2 separate regions of the Homo sapiens genome follow, and region 1 is linked to region 2. Evidence: read pairs that join two places in POLR2A ChIA-PET (ENCODE). Cell type or tissue: OCI-LY7. All regions are shown on one strand. Each heading gives the region's core, and the rest is flanking DNA. Links, peaks and the distances in the headings are about the cores only. Region 1 overlaps ATP2B2 (ATPase plasma membrane Ca2+ transporting 2). Region 2 overlaps ATP2B2 (ATPase plasma membrane Ca2+ transporting 2).

The links. Peaks named below come from ENCODE experiments on the same cell type or tissue, not always from the same donor. Only the 100,000 strongest peaks of a DNase experiment are listed, where the experiment ranks them.
Region 1: POLR2A ChIA-PET joins it to region 2 with 11 read pairs; 1 of 35 experiments calls an interaction of 5 or more read pairs at or near these places.

The regions. Positions count from the first base shown.
Region 1 is chr3:10,452,246-10,461,447 of GRCh38, forward strand. The region is part of intron 1 of ATP2B2 (ATPase plasma membrane Ca2+ transporting 2); the gene reads right to left. Among named protein-coding and RNA genes, the nearest start is that of ATP2B2, 49 kb to the right of the region's middle. RefSeq lists a silencer at 7,940-8,234. In OCI-LY7, for the core only: no CTCF peak of the experiment used is centred there; DNase peaks (open chromatin) are centred at 4,606, 5,556 and 8,096; H3K4me3 peaks cover 579 bases; H3K27ac peaks cover 1,545 bases.
Region 2 is chr3:10,382,255-10,391,456 of GRCh38, forward strand. ATP2B2 (ATPase plasma membrane Ca2+ transporting 2) reads right to left here. Exons shown (of 23, transcript NM_001001331.4): 6 at 6,023-6,148; 7 at 4,226-4,258; 8 at 3,014-3,073. Among named protein-coding and RNA genes, the nearest start is that of MIR885, 7.7 kb to the right of the region's middle. RefSeq lists a silencer at 7,837-8,037. In OCI-LY7, for the core only: no CTCF peak of the experiment used is centred there; DNase peaks (open chromatin) are centred at 4,711, 7,277 and 7,987; H3K4me3 peaks cover 1,840 bases; H3K27ac peaks cover 3,885 bases.

The sequences.
Region 1 (9,202 bases), core at 378-8,377, 70 kb after region 2:
GGGGCCTGGTCTAGGATGCTGAACCTCTCTGGGGAGAGTGTTGGCATTTGGGTTTGGGCCGAATGCTCTCCTCCCCCTGCTACAAGCTAGTGCAGAGCCTCAATACGGCTCCCTCCCCAGTCTAGGGCCAGCCACAGGAGGCAAGGAGAGACCTCTGAGAACATGTGGGCCCTTGTTCAGGGTTGGATGAGGCACTAGGTCCGTGCAGGGATGGGGCGGGAGCTTTTACATTAAGCAGTGCTCTTCCTGCTGCCTGCTCAGTGTAAATGTGTTTGGTGTATGTTCAGGAAGCTGGGTAGAGAAAATCCAAATGGCAGGAGTAAGACAAGGATAGAGTGAGGCAAATGGGCTACAATTGGGGCAGAAGGAAGGAAATGAGGTCAGGGGTCCTTCAGGCCAATGCAGTGGCTGGGGCTTGTAGGAGAGATGGGTCTCAGATGCTGGGGGAAGGCTGAACCCCGCTGGAGGGGTGAGCGCTGGGGAGGTGATTTGACTAAGAACTTTCCAGAACAGGCTTTGCTTACTCAGGGAAAAGAATTGAGATGAGGAGATGCAGACCTTCTGTCCAGAAGGAACTTGGGACTGACCTGGAGCCCCAGGAGGCCTCAGTCCTTGACGCTTAAGCAACAAGTCTGGATTGGGTGAAGGCAAAGCTGGTGAACATTTACCACCCACACCTGCACTAAACTTACTGGCAGTAGAAATCACCTGTGATTCTGAGCTAGTCACCTGGATTCTCTGTCTTAGCTTCAGCATCTATAATTTGGGGCTACTGATATATAACATTGCCTGACTGGCACATGATAAGCATTTATTGAGTGCTTATTAGGTGCCAAGCACTCTGAGTGTTTTACAGAAATATCTATCTCAGAGACGCTGCAAGGCGTTATGCATAGGGCTCTGGAAACCACTCATTCTGAGTTCAAATTCTGGCTCCTTCATCTCCCAGCTGAATGGGAAGGAAATTAACTTTGATTTCATTATCTTACAAAAAGCAGAGGGGAATAGGAGTATCTACCTCATAGATGTTATGAGGCTTAAATGAGTTATTTCGTTTAAAATACTTAGAACCAAGCCCAGAACATAGTCAGCACTCAAATTATTGTGATTATTATTGTCAATCCATAAAAGCGCTTTATGAGACCTATTATCCCTAGAACATATGAAGAAACTGAGGCCAAGAGAGATGAAGTAAATTGCTCAAGATCACAAGATTAGTGAGTGGTGGATCTGGGATTTGAACCTAGGCAGTCTGGGTCCAGAGACACATTCCTAATCAGGATGCTTTTCTGCTTCCCCTGGTGAATCTCCCTCATGAGGTTCTTATGACACTTAAATGAAGTGCCATATGTGAATGAAAGTGCTTTGCAATCCACAAGGGACTTTCTAAACCCGAGCTGCTGTTTTCTATCTGTGCCTGTGCTACCTGCGGAGTGGCTTACAGGCACTGATAATTACGTCTCTGACAGTACAAGCAAGCTATGAGAATCGTTAGCAGCAATTATATCTGTGATCACAACAGTAGGCATGAGTTAGTGGGCTACTGTTGATTTTAATGACTACTGTGATAAGATGAAAAATGATCTTCAACCATCTATCCACCCACCCACCCATCAATCCACACACCCACCCATCCACCTGCCCACTCACCCACCCTTCCATTCATTCATCCATCCATCCACCCATCTACCCACCCATCCACTCATCCATCCATCCATCCATGCACTCGCTCACTCACTGACCCTTCCATCCATTCATCCACCCACCCACCACCCACCGACCCATCTACCCATCCACTCATCCATCCATCCATCCACTTACCCATCCAACCATCCATTCAATGATTGTGTTTTGGGTACTACACAGTGCCAGGCACTGAACAATCCAGAGAGGAACTCTGCCCTCTACGAGCCCACAGTGAAGAAGAGAGACAACTAAATTAGTGATTTCTATGACTTGAAGAGTTTGCCATCATGGGGACCCCCAGGTGCTGTGGACACACAAAGCAGGAAGACCTGAACTGGCCCGGGGTAACCAGGAATGCCTTTCCTCTCAGCTCCAAGTAGGGATTTTTTTTTCTTCAGGTAAAGAAGGACTTAATAAAAAGATGAATCATGAAGAAACTGAAATACACAACTGTCTGCTAGTAAAAGGTGCAGAAGGAAAACAGTGTGAGCCAGTATAGAGGGACAGAACTCTGGGATAACAAAATCAATTAAAAATCAGAACTCCACCCTGAAGGCGACTGATCTCATACTTCCTTCTCTACCTCTTCTGATGTGGCTTGTTCCCTAACCCTGCTTCATCTCATGGGTGCAAACATGAGGTCACCCCTTTTCTGGGCATTTTGTTTTTTCATTCCAAGCTGTAGAGCCCACTTTGGTGCTTGCTCTGACAGCAAGATTTGCTGGAAAAATGTGAAGTCCACCAGCACAAAAGCTACTTGTATGATATTATACAAATGATCTTTTCACAGATTGACAGAACTGAGGACCCCATAGTTTGCCTAGAATACCTCAGATGCCTGACTCCTGCAGATGTGCCATGTGTCTGTTCAGAACACTCTTCACTACCTGGGCCTTTGCCTCCCTAACAGCTGCTGTCCTGTTCAGCCTCAGTTTCCCTTCCTTGGAAGCCTTTCCTGACCACCTAGACTGCATAAATGCTCCTGACTCCCAGGTGCCTCCCAGATTGTAGTACACTTCACACTGTATTGCTTGAGCCTGCTTAACTGTTTTCTTTCCCCAGGATTCTGAGAGCATCATGTGGGCAGTTGCTATGTCTCTTCTGTACCTAGTGCAGTGTCTGGCATCCAGAAGGCACTCAATAAATATTTGGTGTTGGGTCTACTGCCTGTGGAAGCTGTGACTTTAGATAGGTCCTCAGACCTCAGTTTGCTCATCTGTAAGATGGGCTAGTGATTCCTACCCTGCCTACCTTAAGAGTTTTCTGGGGGGTCAGGAAAGATAACAAAATCAGCAGTCATAGTTTTTCTTTGAGATGCATGCACTGCCCTCCACTGCCCAGTTTCCCCTCTTTGTAATGAGGCATCAGAGTGAGGGTGAAGCTGGGACGACTTCCCTCAGCCACAACCCCAGAAGATTCTCAGGCTCTTGCTGCCTCATCCAAATATCATGTGACCTACCACTCTATGGCTGAGAGACTAAATGAACTATGTGACCTTGGAGAAGTCATCTAACTTTGCTGGGCTTCCTCTGTAAAGTGGGGATGACCCTGTTTGTCTTACAGGCTGCTGCAAGGACTCAATGAGAGCCAGCTCCTGGCCCAGAGCAGAAAATGAAACACTGGCTTCCTTGAGTCCCCCCTGCTCCCCTCCTCCTAGTTATTAGCAAATGTTCCTCCCTCATGGTTGCAATGAGGTTCACTTGCAGTCAGCTCTCAACACTGCACAGGTGAGCACCCCTGCCCTAAGCAATGGGCACACAGGCCTGGACAGGGCATATAGCCAGACCTGGCCTAAAGAGGTTGAGCAACACACTAGGGGTCACACAGCCAACTGAGACAAAGCCCAGTGAGAATCTCCTCCTTGTTTTCCCAGCTCCAGTGGTGTGACCCTGAGCAAGCCCCTTTCTTCTCTGGGCCTCAGTTTCCCCATGTGGGAAGTGAAGGGATTGGATTAGTGCTCTCTGGAGTCCCTTCAGGCTCTGATGTGCCAGGCCCTTCAGAATCCAGGAGAACATTCTGACAATATTGGATTTATGCATTTCAGTTTCATCTTATTAGCATTTAAATTACTCTGTATTGTTACATTTCAATGACTCAAGAATAGGTTAGGGGTGCCTTAATAAAAAGTCTTTGCCAGAAGGGAGGTTGGGAGAGGAAGGAGCAATATTTTTTTGTTTGTGGAGTTAATTTAACAAAGAAGGAATCTATCTTTCGAAGGAAGAATAAAAAAATAAACAAAACAAATCCCCAAACCAACAGCTTTTCAAATCCTAACTGAAGGATGGTAGCTGGGACAGTCGTACATGAATTATGTGCTAAAAATAACTTCTGGATGCCAAATTCTTCTGTTTTAAGACATGCTGAATTTAAGTGCCACCTTAATATGTATTTTTAAGGTCACTTTTCCATTGAATCATCAATGACTGAGGTGGGGCACAAGTCTGGTCTGAAGATCCCCAGTGATGGAAGCCTAGCTCTGCCAGTCACTAGTTATGTGACTTGGGCAGGGCTCTTAATCCTCTGTGCCTTGGTTGACCCTCCCCAACATGGAGACAACCCTACAGCCTACCTCACAGGGTTTTGTAAGGATTGAGATAGAGCTAGCACAGTTTCTGGCAACGAGGAAACACTTGTTAAATGGTGACTCTCCTATGAAAATTTAACTTACTCCCTGCCTCCAATCGCTCCCAGACCAGCATGTACCCCATAGTGCCATATTTCAAAGGGAACTCAGCTCTGACTTTCCCATGCCCACCAGGCTCCTTGTCACCTCTCAGGTGGCTGGGGAGGCCTCCAGCTTGTTGGCACAGCAAACAAGGCTAGTTTCCCTTCTGTTCTGGTCTTGATGAACTACTTATAGTTCCCATGAGGTAGGATGTTTGCTTTCCTCTCCTGGTTGCAAATTCTGGCCTTTCTGTAGGGGGCCCACTGCCCCAGTGATGGGGAACCCTCTTCCTCCATGCTGAACCCAAGGAAACAGGTGAACTCAGCCTGCAGTTGGGGGTGGAGGGCCAACAGCTCCTCCCTTGTCCTCACCCAGAGAGCCTCAGCCATTCTCTTAGATATCCTCTCTGGGGGAGGCAATTTCCTCTGCACGTGTGTGTAAGGAGGGAGAGCCTGATGGTGAGTGTGGATGTAAGCAGGCATGCCAATGTGAGTGTGCTAGATCAGTGTGTCTGTAGGGTGAGTGTGTGAGTGTAGGGTAAATGTGGGTGTGCAGGGTGGGTGTGGGTGTGTTAGACCAGTGTGAGTGTGCATGGCTAGTGTGACTGTGCAGGTTAAGTGTGGGTGTGTAGGGTGTATGGGCGTACAAGGCATATGTGGGTGCAGGGTTAGTGTGAGTATGCAGGGCTAGTATAGATATGCAAGATGAGTGTGGGTGTGCAGGGTCAGTGGGAGTGCATTATGGTGGTTTTCTTAGTATGAGTGGGACAGGGTCTGGGGGCACACCTGTGTCAGAAGAAGTGTGCAAATGCTGGTCTTAGAGTACGCCTGTAAGTGACCGTGCTTTGTGTGTGGGAAAGAGGGTCTCTATGATGTATCAGTGGACATGTGGTTGGTGTGAGTGACCCCAAAGGACAAGGTGTGCCACACAGGTCTACTGGAGCATGTCAGCATGAGTGTGCGTGTGTGTGTGTGAGAGAGAGAGAGAGCAAGCCCAAGATATCTGTGCCACACCTGTCTCTGGGTGTGCAAGCCCCATGATGTGTGAGTGTCTGTGTATGTGCTCAAAGCTGAAGAAGACAATCTCACAAACTCTCACAGTTGAGAAGAGAGAACAGGGAAAGAGGAAGGGAACTGAAAATGAATACCTCAGAAGCAAATTTAGTGCTATTTTTAGACAACTCCTATTCTGTTAACCAGAAAAGGAAAATCTAAAAAAAAATCCCAAAGAAACCGCCTTGCATCAGCCTTGAAGGCACAGGTGGCAGACGTAGGTCTAAGGGGCAGGCAGTGAGAGGGATCCAGGGCTTCCTGTGGAGCTTCTCACCCTCACGCCTGGCCTGAGGAAGGGGAGGTCCAGCCCTTACCTTCCTACCAGGGTCAACTCACTCCACTGTCCTCTGTTCTCAGAGGAGTTGCCAATGTTAGATGGCAGGAAAAACCTTCCATTTCTGCTCATCCATCCATCCAACCATCCATCCGTCTATCCATCCGTTCGTCCATCCTTCCATCTGTCTGCTTGACCATTAGCTGTCTGTCCATCTGTCAATCCATCAATCTCTCCATCCATCTGTTCATCCACCTACCCAATAAAACTAATGAGCTGCATCACAGGCCCTGCCCCGGGCACTGGGACTATGAGGAGAGCAAGAGAGACACTCAGATCCTTTTTCCTGCTGTTTAACATCTGCTCACTCTGCCACACAGAGCCCCCCAGTAACCTCAACCCCATGGTCAGGATGTGCAGGCTGGGTCAAGTGATTTCTGCACAACTTTTGGTTCGGGTTTTCCCTGGGAATCAGATCCACTCAGTTTTGATCTTGGTGTGATGACTATGATGAACAGCAGGAATCAGATCCACTCAGTTTTGATCTTGGTGTGATGACTATGATGAACAGCAGGAATCAGATCCACTCAGTTTTGATCTTGGTGTGATGACTATGATGAACAGCAGGAATCAGATCCACTCAGTTTTGATCTTGGTGTGATGACTATGATGAACAGCAGGAATCAGATCCACTCAGTTTTGATCTTGGTGTGATGACTATGATGAACAGCAGGAATCAGATCCACTCAGTTTTGATCTTGGTGTGATGACTATGATGAACAGCAATTGCTTAGCAAGTGCCTTCCATGGGCTGTGTGGTGTTGCTGTCCCCACTTTATAGGCAAGGAAGCTGGGGCTCAGAGAGGCCACAATCGCCACGGCCATATGGGTAGGACTTGGCATAGTTTCAGTATGTCTTCTCTGTCCAAAGCCTCTGCCTTTCCTTTGCATCCCCTTGTCCTTCAACAACTTGCACTATGGCCCTTCCTGCCTCAGTTTCCTCTTCTGTAAAATAAGGGTGCAATCTGGACAGAAGCTCAGTGTTGAAGGGTTATTTTAGCCCCACCCTCAAGGATCCTTGCTTCTTGGGTCATGCACAGTTCCCAGGGCTTCCCTGCTGCTGCCTTGTGTCTAGCAGAAATGGACATCCCAGTTGCAGGTCAAGTCGTGCTTGGCTGGAGGCCGAAGGAAGGAGAAATGCCCTAGAATCAGGAAGGCATGACCTGACCGGAATTCACCTTCTATCTGTGACATCCACTGCCCACCCTTGGGCTTCTGACTGCGGTGCCTGCCTTCCAAAATTTGTACCTTTTATGTGTTCCATGTTTAGAAATAATTTCCTTAAAAAATATTTGTGGAGTTTCTAATGAGGCTAAAACAGTAAAGTCACTAGCAGATCCAGACAAGATAGCCTGTTTGAGGCAGAAAAGTGTTGGGGAAGCTTCACTTTGGGCTGCAAGAGAGGGAACATGCCGTGGGAATGCTGGGGATGGTGGCCCTGCCTGGGATGGGCCAGCGGCTCTGGACATTGTACTCTGGTTTCAGCCAAATGCCTCAGCCACATCCCACCATCCTCTCTTGCACTGCCCAACTCTTTCCCTACTGCTGCACTGAAATTCTTGAGGTCTTCTTTGCAGCACTGGCTGCCTCCAGCCTCCAGGTCCTAACTGGCCTAACTGGCCAACATGACACTGTCCTCTTCTGCCCTCATCCCCCTCATTCTCTCCCACTGTCTGCTCCGTCCCTGTGGATTACAAGAAGAGGCTTGGAAGAAGAACAAAAAATGATAACAGCAACACCAACATCATTCCTGCTAGGTGCTCAGCACTGCTTTATGCACTTAGCTTGTTTAATCCTTCACAACGATGCTTTGCACTGGTACTCCAGCCCCGCCATTTATACAGGAGAAGACAGACTGAGTGTGCAGTGATTGGTGTAAGGTCTTATGGTTAAGGGGTGGCAGGGCCAGCCCTCTCTCATACACAGGCACTCTTAACAGCAACCTAGGCTCACACCCTTCTGTCCAGCAGACCAACTTCTTTGCCGTTTTTCCTTTCTGGTTTCTACAGTGAGGCACAGGGTTCTTCTGCGGTCAGTATTCTGACCACACACAACAGGTCACTGGCTGGTTGGTGAGGCCTCAGGCTTCACCTCTGACCATGGAGGGCTGGGGCCTAGGGAGCTGTCTCTGGGAATGAAGTGCTGATGGATGGACGGAGGTCAGTGCTGGGGAGGGATTGGATAGCTGAGGTCAGGGAACCTGATAACTACAGGCCCCCTCTCTCCCCAGCAGGTTGACTAACCTAGGCTGGGAGTGAGAACTGCCCACGTGGTCCTGGTGCTGAAAGACAGTACCCCTGGGGAGGACAAAGCTGGCAGTGGGGAACTGGCTTCCCTGGGAGCTGTCCTCAAGGGCACAGTGCTGATTAGGGAGGTGGAGGTGGGTGTTAAGGACAACATGTGAAGGAGCTGTCCACACACTGAGGTGCTGACACAGAGCAGGATGTTATTAAGTGCCCCTAGGAACTCTCCAGGACAGCAATGCTGACCAATGAAGAGTGGGGTTGGGAAAGCCAAGAGAAAGGTGCAACCCCCTTCCAACACCTAGGGTGCTGGGTGTAGGCGCTGGGGAAGGCACTGGGCCTTTTCCATGAGTTCTGTGAGCAAGCATGGGGAGCTGACCCCATATTTTAGTGCTGATGCTCAAAGCCTGTTTTTTAGGCTTTTAGGGGGCAGGACTGAGCTAACAAAATGATACTGTATAAAAGGTGACTCAGGGTCACTGAAGTGCATGCACTGTGGACCCACTTCAGTCCATCAGTGCCATCTGCCACTGATGCCAGAAATTCCACCATTAGTGATTCATTCTTTTGTACTGTGCGTGGTCCTTTCCTTCTGATTTCTGCCAGAACTGGGAGCATATTTAAGTGGTAGCATCTCAGTCTGACTGAGCTTAGTAAATTATTTCCTCCATGGGGTGAGGGAGGAAAAACTCACCCACAGAGGTGCCAGGGGATGTGTCTAAGTTGGGATATTACTTTTGGATAGTTGAGTGAGTCCTTTGGGGTCCAGATCAGAGAAACAGGAAGCTAAGGCTTGGAGGAAAGTCTTTCTATGTGTTCCAAGAATGCGGATGCTAGGAAATCTAGCTATATTGAGAAAGAGGCATTAAAACAGCAGAAAGTAGGACTCTTGGATTCAAAGGAGTGAGGAAATGAGAATGATGCAGGTACCAGCAGGGATTTGCGTATGTGCATGGGTGGAAGTGTCTTTTAGCTTCTATTTCTCACTACTGTGGCCAGACACTGTTCTACTTCTTCTAGACTAAAGCAGAGGTGCCCCTGGTTTGGTGACTGTGCACTCATCTTCCACACTTGAGCCCTGGTTATCTCCACCCAGAGTCTCCTTGGCAGAAAGCCAGAGATCTCTGTGAGGCTACTGACTTGGCCTCAGATCTGAAGGAGGAAAATCAAAAGGCCAGGAAGCCAGAGGAGCAGCTGAGAGCACGTGGGGATAAGCAGAGGT
Region 2 (9,202 bases), core at 457-8,456:
CAAACTCTTGACCTCAAGTGATTCTCCTGCTTCGGCCTCCCAAAGTGTTGGGATTATAGGCATGAAGCACTGTACCCAGCCCATGATGTATAATTTTTTTTTTCTTTTTTGAGACAGAGTCTCACTCTGTCTCCTAGGCTGGAGTGCAGTGGCATGATCTCAGCTCACTGCAACCTCCACTTCCTGGGTTCAAGCAATTCTCCTGCCTCATCCTCCTAAGTAGCTGGGATTACAGGTGCCCACTACCATGACCGGCTAATTTTTTTTTTTTTTTGTATTTTTAGTAGAGACAGAGTTTCACCATGTTGCCCAGGCTGGTCTCCAACTCCTGACCTCAAGCAATCCACCTGCCTTGGCCTCCCAAAGTGCTGGGATTTCAGGCATGAGTCATTGCGCCCGGCCTCATGATGTATAATTAACTGTGATTATAACCATGATTACAGGTCATGTATTACATAGTGACACACTAGTAATGTAAAAGAAAAATAACTAAATAATAATGGCAATCATAATGCTTCCAAGATGAATGGACCACACCCATTTTTCAGTTGGGGGCTTGGGGGAGCAGGGTCAAAGGGAAAAATTATCACCCTAATTTTTTTTTTCCATATCCAAGTCATTGTGATCTGGCTCAGAGGAAGGAGGGGAAAGAACACTTAATTCTCTCTCAATCGGCAAGGTTCCACCTTGTGCCTCTCCACCTGTAATGTGCTCTCACCTGGAGTCTGGAAAGCCTGTTAAAATGCAGATTCTCCTTCAGTTGGTCTGGGGTGGGGTCTGAGATTCTGCATTTCTTTTTTTTTAATTTTTTAATTTTAATTTTTATTTTATTATTATTATACTTTAAGTTTTAGGGTACGTGTGCACCCTAAAACTTAAAGTATAATAATAATAAAATAAAAAACTGAGATTCTGCATTTCTAAGGAGCTCCCAGGTGATGTGCAGGCTTTGGGTCCTGTGATCACATTTTGAATAGCAATGGCTTAGAGCATTATTTCCCAGAGTATATTATGGGGCAGACCAATTCCACAGGATTCAGCCAGGAAAGGTCTTGCAGTCAAATCAGCCTAGGAAACTCTATGTGACTCTGTAACTCTCCGCTACACACCAGCATATTCAAGGCTCTGAGCAGTCCTGTAACCAGGACTAATTCTGTAACCAGGAAGAGATCAATTCAATCCAGTGGTTCTCAAACATCTTTGACCACAGAATCCTTTTCTTGGGGTAAAGCCCTCTTAACATCCTTGTGAAACTTACAAGACACACTCCACTGGGAAATCCTGGATCAGGAGGAGAAGCACACACTTTAGAGCCAGCCAGGTCTGGGTTCTGGGTTCAAATCCCAGCTCTGCTACTTTCTAGCTCTGTGACCTTAGGCTAGTGTCTTGGTCTCCTTGAGCCTCAGTCTCCTCATCTTTAAAGTGGGGACAATAAAACCTGTATCATGGGGGTGTCATGAGGATTAAATGAGATGGTGAATATGAAATGCTTTCAGCAGTGCCTGGTATACAGTAGGTGGTCAAGAAATGAACGTTTCCTACAGTTTCTCTTGGGATATTTGGGGTTTTCTGCTGCAGTCTGGAAGTAAAGCTGCCCTTTTTTCTGAGACTGGCCAGCCTGGATGGGGTCTGTATGTTCACAAAGCTCAGCAGGCTCACTGCCGGGGTGAAGTGGGTGCCCCCTCTAGGTTCCTTCTCTCTCAGCCATGGGTTTGCCCACATGGGTTCTCCTTGTCACCCTCAGCCACCCCTCCCTGAGGCATGACACCTCCCACTCCCCAAGCTGTCATCCTTCCTCCTCCTGTGCCTGAAATAGAGCCATACCAGAATTAGTCCTTCTTGGCAAGGCACTGCTCGCAGAAGTGCCTTACTCAGCCCCGACACCTACTAGGTGCTTCCATCTTTGGGCACTTTGAATGCAGGTGGCTTGGGGAGAGGTCTAGGGCAGGGGATGGGAGGCTGCGGGGAACAAGTCTCCATATTTTGCAGGAGTGGTGAGAAGTGAATGATATGATATAATGGATGAGAAACCCACAGCCCAGTGCCTGGTATGCAGAGACGGTGGGAAAAAGATTTTCCCCTGCCCTCAGCTCCTCTGGGGCAATGTTTTCATGATGGAGCCCTAATGGCTCTCAACAGTTCAGGAGTAGCCTGGGGGACTATTATGTCACTTTATTTGGGGATAGGGGTGGTATCTGAGTAAACAAAAGCCTTGTCTGTTGCTCTGAAGCCAGAAGGGGATAGAAATCCGAAATCTTCTAAAGGCTTTGGGGGCAAGTGAATGGAACTCCTTCTTGCTTGCGTGTAAGGAGATTAAGATGCAGACACCAGTACACAGTGCCAGCCCCTCTCCCCCACCCTCCACCCCTGTGACCCAGGACAAACGCTCCAGCACAGGCAACAGCAAGAAACACCAGTCCACATCCGAAGGACAGAACCAGGCCCGAGCCCAAGCGAACCCCCTGCCCGTTGGCTCCGTGAAAGAGAAGAGGAAAAACTGTTTACTGCTGGCTCAGCCATGCTACAGGACAGGGCCAAGGAGCTGAATCCCGGCCTGGGTCCCCTTGCCTCGAGGAAATTTTAGAGTCGAGGACTAGAGCCTTTGCTGGGGACCCAGATGCCAGCTTCAGCCCAAGCCCTGATCCCAGGCCTTCTTCCCAAAGCCAGGGCCAGGAATACACTTAGGAGAGGGCCATGCCAGGTGGGACGCTCCTTCTTGGGAGCCAATCTGAAGCCAAAGTCTCGTCTCTTATCTGGGCTCCATGGGGAGTCAAGGGCTCGACAGGAGCCAGCACCTTTTTGGCAGCTGTGAGGCTGACAGGTTGCAGAGCTGACTCCCCCGGCTGTGGCTCCTGTCTTAAGCGCCTGCCCCATGTGAGAAGGTGACTGTCCCAGCGGCCCATGCACATCCGAGATCTGTGCAGTCCAGAACAAGGAAAGAAAGCCCAAAGTTGGGGTGGGGGTGAGAGACGCCCATCCAACCATGACCAGGAGCTCGCCGTGGGAGACATACCATTGACTAGGCTGGCATTCGCACTATCTGCAGCATTTGAAGCTGCCGCACCGTCTGCTGCTGCAGGGGGGTGGGAGGGATGGAAAATGCAGTGTCACAATGGAGAAAAGCAACAACGACAAAGACATGAACCAACTTGTGGGGAGATAACATGACTCTATTCTTAAAAAAAAAAATTATCCTTTGGAAACCAAGAAACTCAAATTTGGGGTGGGGGTGAAATGTTCCATAGAGATGCCGCAGAGGTTGAGGGGAGAAACTCAGACATGGAGGGTCTTTCAAATAAAGCATGGTGGATGACCAGGGTGGTTAGCTGGGATGGTGCTGGTCTGTGCTGAGGTCTGGACCCTGCTGGTCCAACCAGTCAAGAGAGTCCCCTGGAAGAGAGGGCTCCATGAAATGAGGAGATCTGGCTGCCCATTGGGGGCCAGGAGTGGAAAAATATTCACTAGGCAGTGCAGCGTGGGCACGGACCACTCAGAATGAGTATTCTCCATGACCACCATCTCTGTGCATCAGGGTGTTCTGGAAGAACATTTGCTAATGGTGATGACTTTGACTTAACTGGATTCATGCCCTTGATTCAGGCCATTGCCTCCTTCCTTAACTGGCATTCCAGAGACTGCTTTGGGAACTCCCATGTGAGATGCCCCCCAAATTTAAAAGGTGACATCAAGCATGTTGCATTTTGTATATGGGATGGAAAAGGCACTAGTGAATTTTTCTTAATTTAGAAATTAAAAGTGATATGAGATGGCTAAATTCACACCTTTTGCTCTTTCTTGTGGGTAGGGAATAGTGTTCTATGGGCAGGAAGAGGCCCCACTGGGTGAAGCACACTGTTGCGTGAGGGCATGGGCTCCCCAGGGGTGCTGGTGGGGAGAGCAGGGCCTGAGGGGAGGGTCCTATGATGGTGAGCAAGCTTTGCATGCTGGTACGCAGGGCTAAGGGTGGTGTAGAGATGGGGGTGGTACCACTTGGCATTGGCTGGTAGGGTGAGGCACTGTAAGGGCAAGAGGGTGGAGTGGGGTGTTGGCTTGTCCCACAGGGCTGGCATCACAGGAGGGCACAAAGGAGGGTCTGGGGGGTGGAGCCACCCACAGGCATGTGGCCTCCTCCAGCTGTGTGCTGGTGGTCTAGGGGCAGGGCCCAATGACCAAAGCCTGCTGCTATTTCTAAAAGCCCATCTACCCTGAGGGTGTCTTACTGTACCTGGTAGCTGAAGGCCATCCCCCTTCTTCACACCTGTGTGATGATTTTTGAGACATGTTAATGAAGGAGAAGCACACAGCCTCATCTGCCCATGCGCACGCGCACACACACAAACACACATGTGCATACACACATGGCCATACACCTAGGGTCATCCTGAAATGGGGACATGTGGCGGGCTCTAAGCAATGTTCCTAGTGGAGGTGATGGGATGGGAGGGCAGAGGGGGCCCAGCTGAGGCCATGCTGCTCATGGTGGCCTGAGATGCTGGACTGCTCCCCCAGGCTTCCTCTGCCACATCCCTTCCACATTCCCCATCTTCCTTCTACATGAGGCTATTTTTCTGACATCTCCATCTCACAGGAGTGCAGGTGCATGCTCAGCGAAGGACCCTGAACTGTGCTTCTGGGGCAGTTGACACTTGTCTTCCTACTGGCATTTAAAAACCACAGATCTGGCCCTGCTAGCATTTTAAAAACCACAGATCTGGCCCATAGAAGAGTCTGGGGGCGTCTTCCCCTCACTCAAGCCTCAGTGAGGTGAAGACAATGAGTACAGGCTGCTGCATCCTGCCTACCTGCTTAGATCTGCCTAACTGCTATCATTGTGGAATAGGGCTCAGCCATCCTACCACAGATTCAAACCCAGCATGTGCACACTCTCCTTATGTCCTCTGGGACTCTTAGTCACGACTCTTTCCTCAGTTTCAGCCTCAGCACCCCTTTACTCTCTCCAGCCTTCTAATTTCCCAGAACACAGCTCAGCCCCATTGTCCTGCTGGAGGGGCCACCATAATCTTAGGGGACCCCCTAGAAAATGGATTTTGCCTTCAGGAACAAGTAATCTTCAGTCTCGACCTAAGCTCTGTGCCTGATTAGCCTCTGAGAGCTGGAGGGAGCAGGGCTGCCCCTAAAACTCAGTGGGGGAGGCATCTGTCCTCTCATCTCCCTTCTGGGGTTCTAGAAGTTCTGAATGTCACAGATCCTCCCTTTGTGCTTGAGGAAGGAGACAAAAGACTGAAAATGTGAAAGGGGGGCTATCTTTGAGATCAAGTGTGGGGACAGGTAAGGAGTCAGCTGTGCTGGGACCAGAAGCCTGGGCCTTTGGATTTGGGCCTGGCCTGAAGAGACTTGAGCTTTTTGTTTGAGCATCTTTCCCTCTGTTCTGAGAGACAGTTTTAGCCTGGGTGGTCAGCTCGCTGCATTGAGGAGAGCCCAGTGAATAAGGAATCTTATTTTCAAGGAGGAGGAAGAATCAGAACTCAGACAAGATGGTAGGTCTGGGAGCACTGGAGAGTAAACTCATAATGGTTGATTTGGAGCCATGCATCTGGCTACCTTTCCCAGAATCTCCTCTGCCCATGTCTTGGATGAATCTATGCTGGGTGGATTTTCATTTCTGCTCAGTGGAGTTGACAATATTGGAAGGAATATGCTTCCAATGGGTGGGGATTTCTACTCAATACTGGAGTGATGATGGGACCAATTGATGCTGGCTGTTTCCACCACTTGAGGCTGGAGACTCAACAACATGGTCAGCATCCTTGGCCTGGCCCGGAGGGGAAGGAGGGGCCTCCATGACATGATTGGACAAGACAGAGACTGGGACAAGACCTGGAGATGGAACAGACAGAGCCTACCTGGCCCATGCAGGCCTTAAGGATGCAGGAGGTGGCTGTCAGCACAGGGTGCGGACGTAGAAGGCACTCAATAACTATTTTGTTGAGTGAACAAATAAACAAAAAAAAAATGTGGCCTTAAGAGCTCCTCTCCTGGTCTGCAAGGGGATTAGGCTTACCTTTTTTGTCTTTCTTCTCTTCCTCTTCACCACCAGCCCCCAGGAGGGTAAAGATGATGCCAGTCTGAGAGTTCACACCCACAGCAGTCACCAACATCCGTCCTGAGCCCTCCATCACGTGGGTTCCTGGGAAAGGGGACAAAAGCCAAGTTACCATTGCATGGTTGAAGCCGTCTCCCCAAAGGAGTGAAAAAATGTGGTCTCAGTCAGCTCCTGGCTCTTTGCCTGCAGAGGTCATGGGGCATCACCTATGGTTAAGATTCACACTGTGTGTGTGGTGGGCTCTTTCAAGATGCTTTCACCTCAGGACAGTGCTGGGGTGGAAACACTGCTACCTATCAGTTCTCAGGTACCCCAAACATCTCCAGGCCCACCACCTACTACCTGCCCTGGAGGGTCACTTCCTCCTTCTGTCTCCTTCTCCCCACTCCTCTACCACCCTTACAGATGTAGACATCAAACTCCAGGAGTGTTATCAGTGTCCATGATGCCACTACACACATTACAAAAATCACAGATTTTTTCATATCACTTTACAGCTATTGCAGCATTGTTGGTGCTCATCTCTATTTTATAAATAAAGTGGTTATGCAACTGCTTGCTAGATCTTGTTATTCAGTGTTCTAATAAAGTACACTCATTACTATACCACATATTTTTTTTCTACTTTATGCCAATATAATTGGTTTCCTTTGTGACCTCAGTGGGATCTTGTGGGACCTCATGCATTTCATTTTATGCATTTCAAGGCTTTATTTGGAATAGGTGTGGCACATGATGATACCAGACTACTCCAGGGGTCTATGCTGCAAGAAAGGTTAAGAACCACTTTCCTAGAACTTTAGATTTCTCAAACTGGGTTCCAAAGGACCCTGACATTCTTTCCAGGGGCTGGAAGTGTAGCTATGGTGGGTGAAGGAGGCCTTTGGTCAGGATGGCTCTACTTTTATTTGTTTTATCTTTGGGGCTTCAGTGTCAGCTATTGTTTCATGAGAGAGCCTTGTTGCTGCTTGCAGGCAGCCTCTCCACCATGCAGGCTCAGAGAGCAACTTGTCCAACAGCAAGCAAGGGCTTCAGAGGGAGGATAAGCTGAAGAGAGGGGAGAAATATGGTCTATACACTCAATGGAATATTATTCAGCCTTAAAGAGAAAGAAACTTGAACACAGGCTACAACATGGATGAACCTTGAGGATACTGCAGTAAGTAAGTGAGCCAGCCAGCCACAAAAGGACCATAAATACTATATGATTCCACCTGCATGAGGTCCCCTGAGTCATCAGCTTCAGAGATAGAAAGTAGAATGGTGGGTGCCAGGGGCTGGGGAAGGGAAATGAAAGTTAGTGTTTAATGGGTGCAGAGCTTCAGTTTGGGAATATGAAAAGAGTTCTGTGGATGGATGGTGGTGATGGTTGCACAAAAACGTGAAGGTGCTTAATGCCATTGAACTGTACACTTACAAGTGGTTAAAATGGTAAATTCTATGTTATGTGTATTTTACTATTAATATAATTTTAAAAATTGGAAAAAAAAGCCCCCTGAAGCCATGGCCTCACTGGGGAAGCAAAGGTGACCCCAGGAGGACAGCTGGGACCCAGTCTGGGAAGTAGACAGCAGCTATGCCCACCCAGTTCTAGCAGCGAGGGAATGCGGCACTGCTGGTCCTTTGTCCTTTGATTGGTGCTGGAAGAATCTGGATGCTGGAAGGTTGGCTCTCCAGGCACACATTTTTTTTTCCTGTTTTTATTTTTTTGCTACTCTGGGTAGAAAGCTGTATATGATGCAGGACACACTACCTTCTCAGATGGGGGAGTAAGAATTCCACCCTGGCCTGGCTGGACAGTGTCACAGAGGCCTTGACAGCCATGACAGTGACTCTCCGACATGCCATGCCTTGCTTCTGGAACTCACTTCTGCTTTTCAGAGTTCTCTTTTCTGTCCCCTCGAGACTAGGTGCCACTTCTTCCTGTTTTCAGCATAACTTATCTCTCACTGTGTTTTGGTTTGCCTCAGATTTGAAGTCTATGTCAGGAAACTCATTAGAATTGTATCTAAAATAAGGGTTGAGGGGTTCTGGGTCAGACCTAAAGAGCTTGCCTTAAGCAAGGTATCTGTTTTCACTTTTTAAGTGGTATCACCCACCTTGTCCCTTTCCTTGTAGGATCTGAGTGATATCCCGATGTTGTGTGTGTGTGTGCCTGTGTGTGTGTGCGTGCATGCTTTTGTGTGTGTGTGTGTGTGTGTGTGTGCGCTTGCAACAATCTAGCCTCTTGGTCTCTGGGGTCTCAGGATCTCAAAGTGCTTTACAGAGAGACAGACACTCTCCAGTGATTCCTTTCAGGCACGTAAATGCCAGCCTCTCCCTGCACAGATGCAGAAACCAAGTCATGAAGGCTCACAGAGGGGGTGTGCGGAACCCAGATTCTCAGATGGCAAGCTCTTTGGCCATTCCCAGGACAGAAGGACAGTGCTTTTTTTCCCCCTTGGCAGGGCACAGTGGGGACCACAGAATGAGCTCAGACATTGGCTCTAGGCTGAGCAGCCCAGGCCTGGTGGCTTCTCATCACAGGCAGACCCTGGAGCACCCCACCCTGCTCTGTCACCCTGCTGAGGGCCAGTAACAGGGCCTTGTTCATTATAATAACTTGCTGACAAGATGCCTCCGTGGGCACCAGCTCGGCTTGTTAGGGTGCTAGGAGGAGGGGCTGTTACATATCAGCATTAGACAGATAAGAAACTGGGGTCTCATGGCGGGTATCACTGGAGACTCTTCAAAGGAGAGGAAGGAACACTACGCTGCATTCATAGGGCACAGAAAGCAGTAACAGCCACCCAAGCTGACCTCTGTAGAACACCTACTGTGTGCAGGGCACATGCTGCCCTCCACGCTCAATGATCTCATCTAGTCCTCAAACTGGAGGAAACTGAGGCTCAGAGTGGAGGGGTGGACTGCCGAGTCACTCTGCAGGTGAGGGGCAGAGCCTGGACTTGAACTCTCTGCTGTCCCTGAGCCTGTTGTCTTTGTTACCTTCCACTTAGCCTCCAGGGGCAAGGCCCTCACATTCTGGTCTGAGACACATTCTGCTCTGAGTAGAAAGGTTCGCTGGAAATGAAGGCATTGGTTCTCTGGCTTAGGTGGCAACCAAGAGGCTGCTCCCCACCTCCCAACCCAAGACAGGAT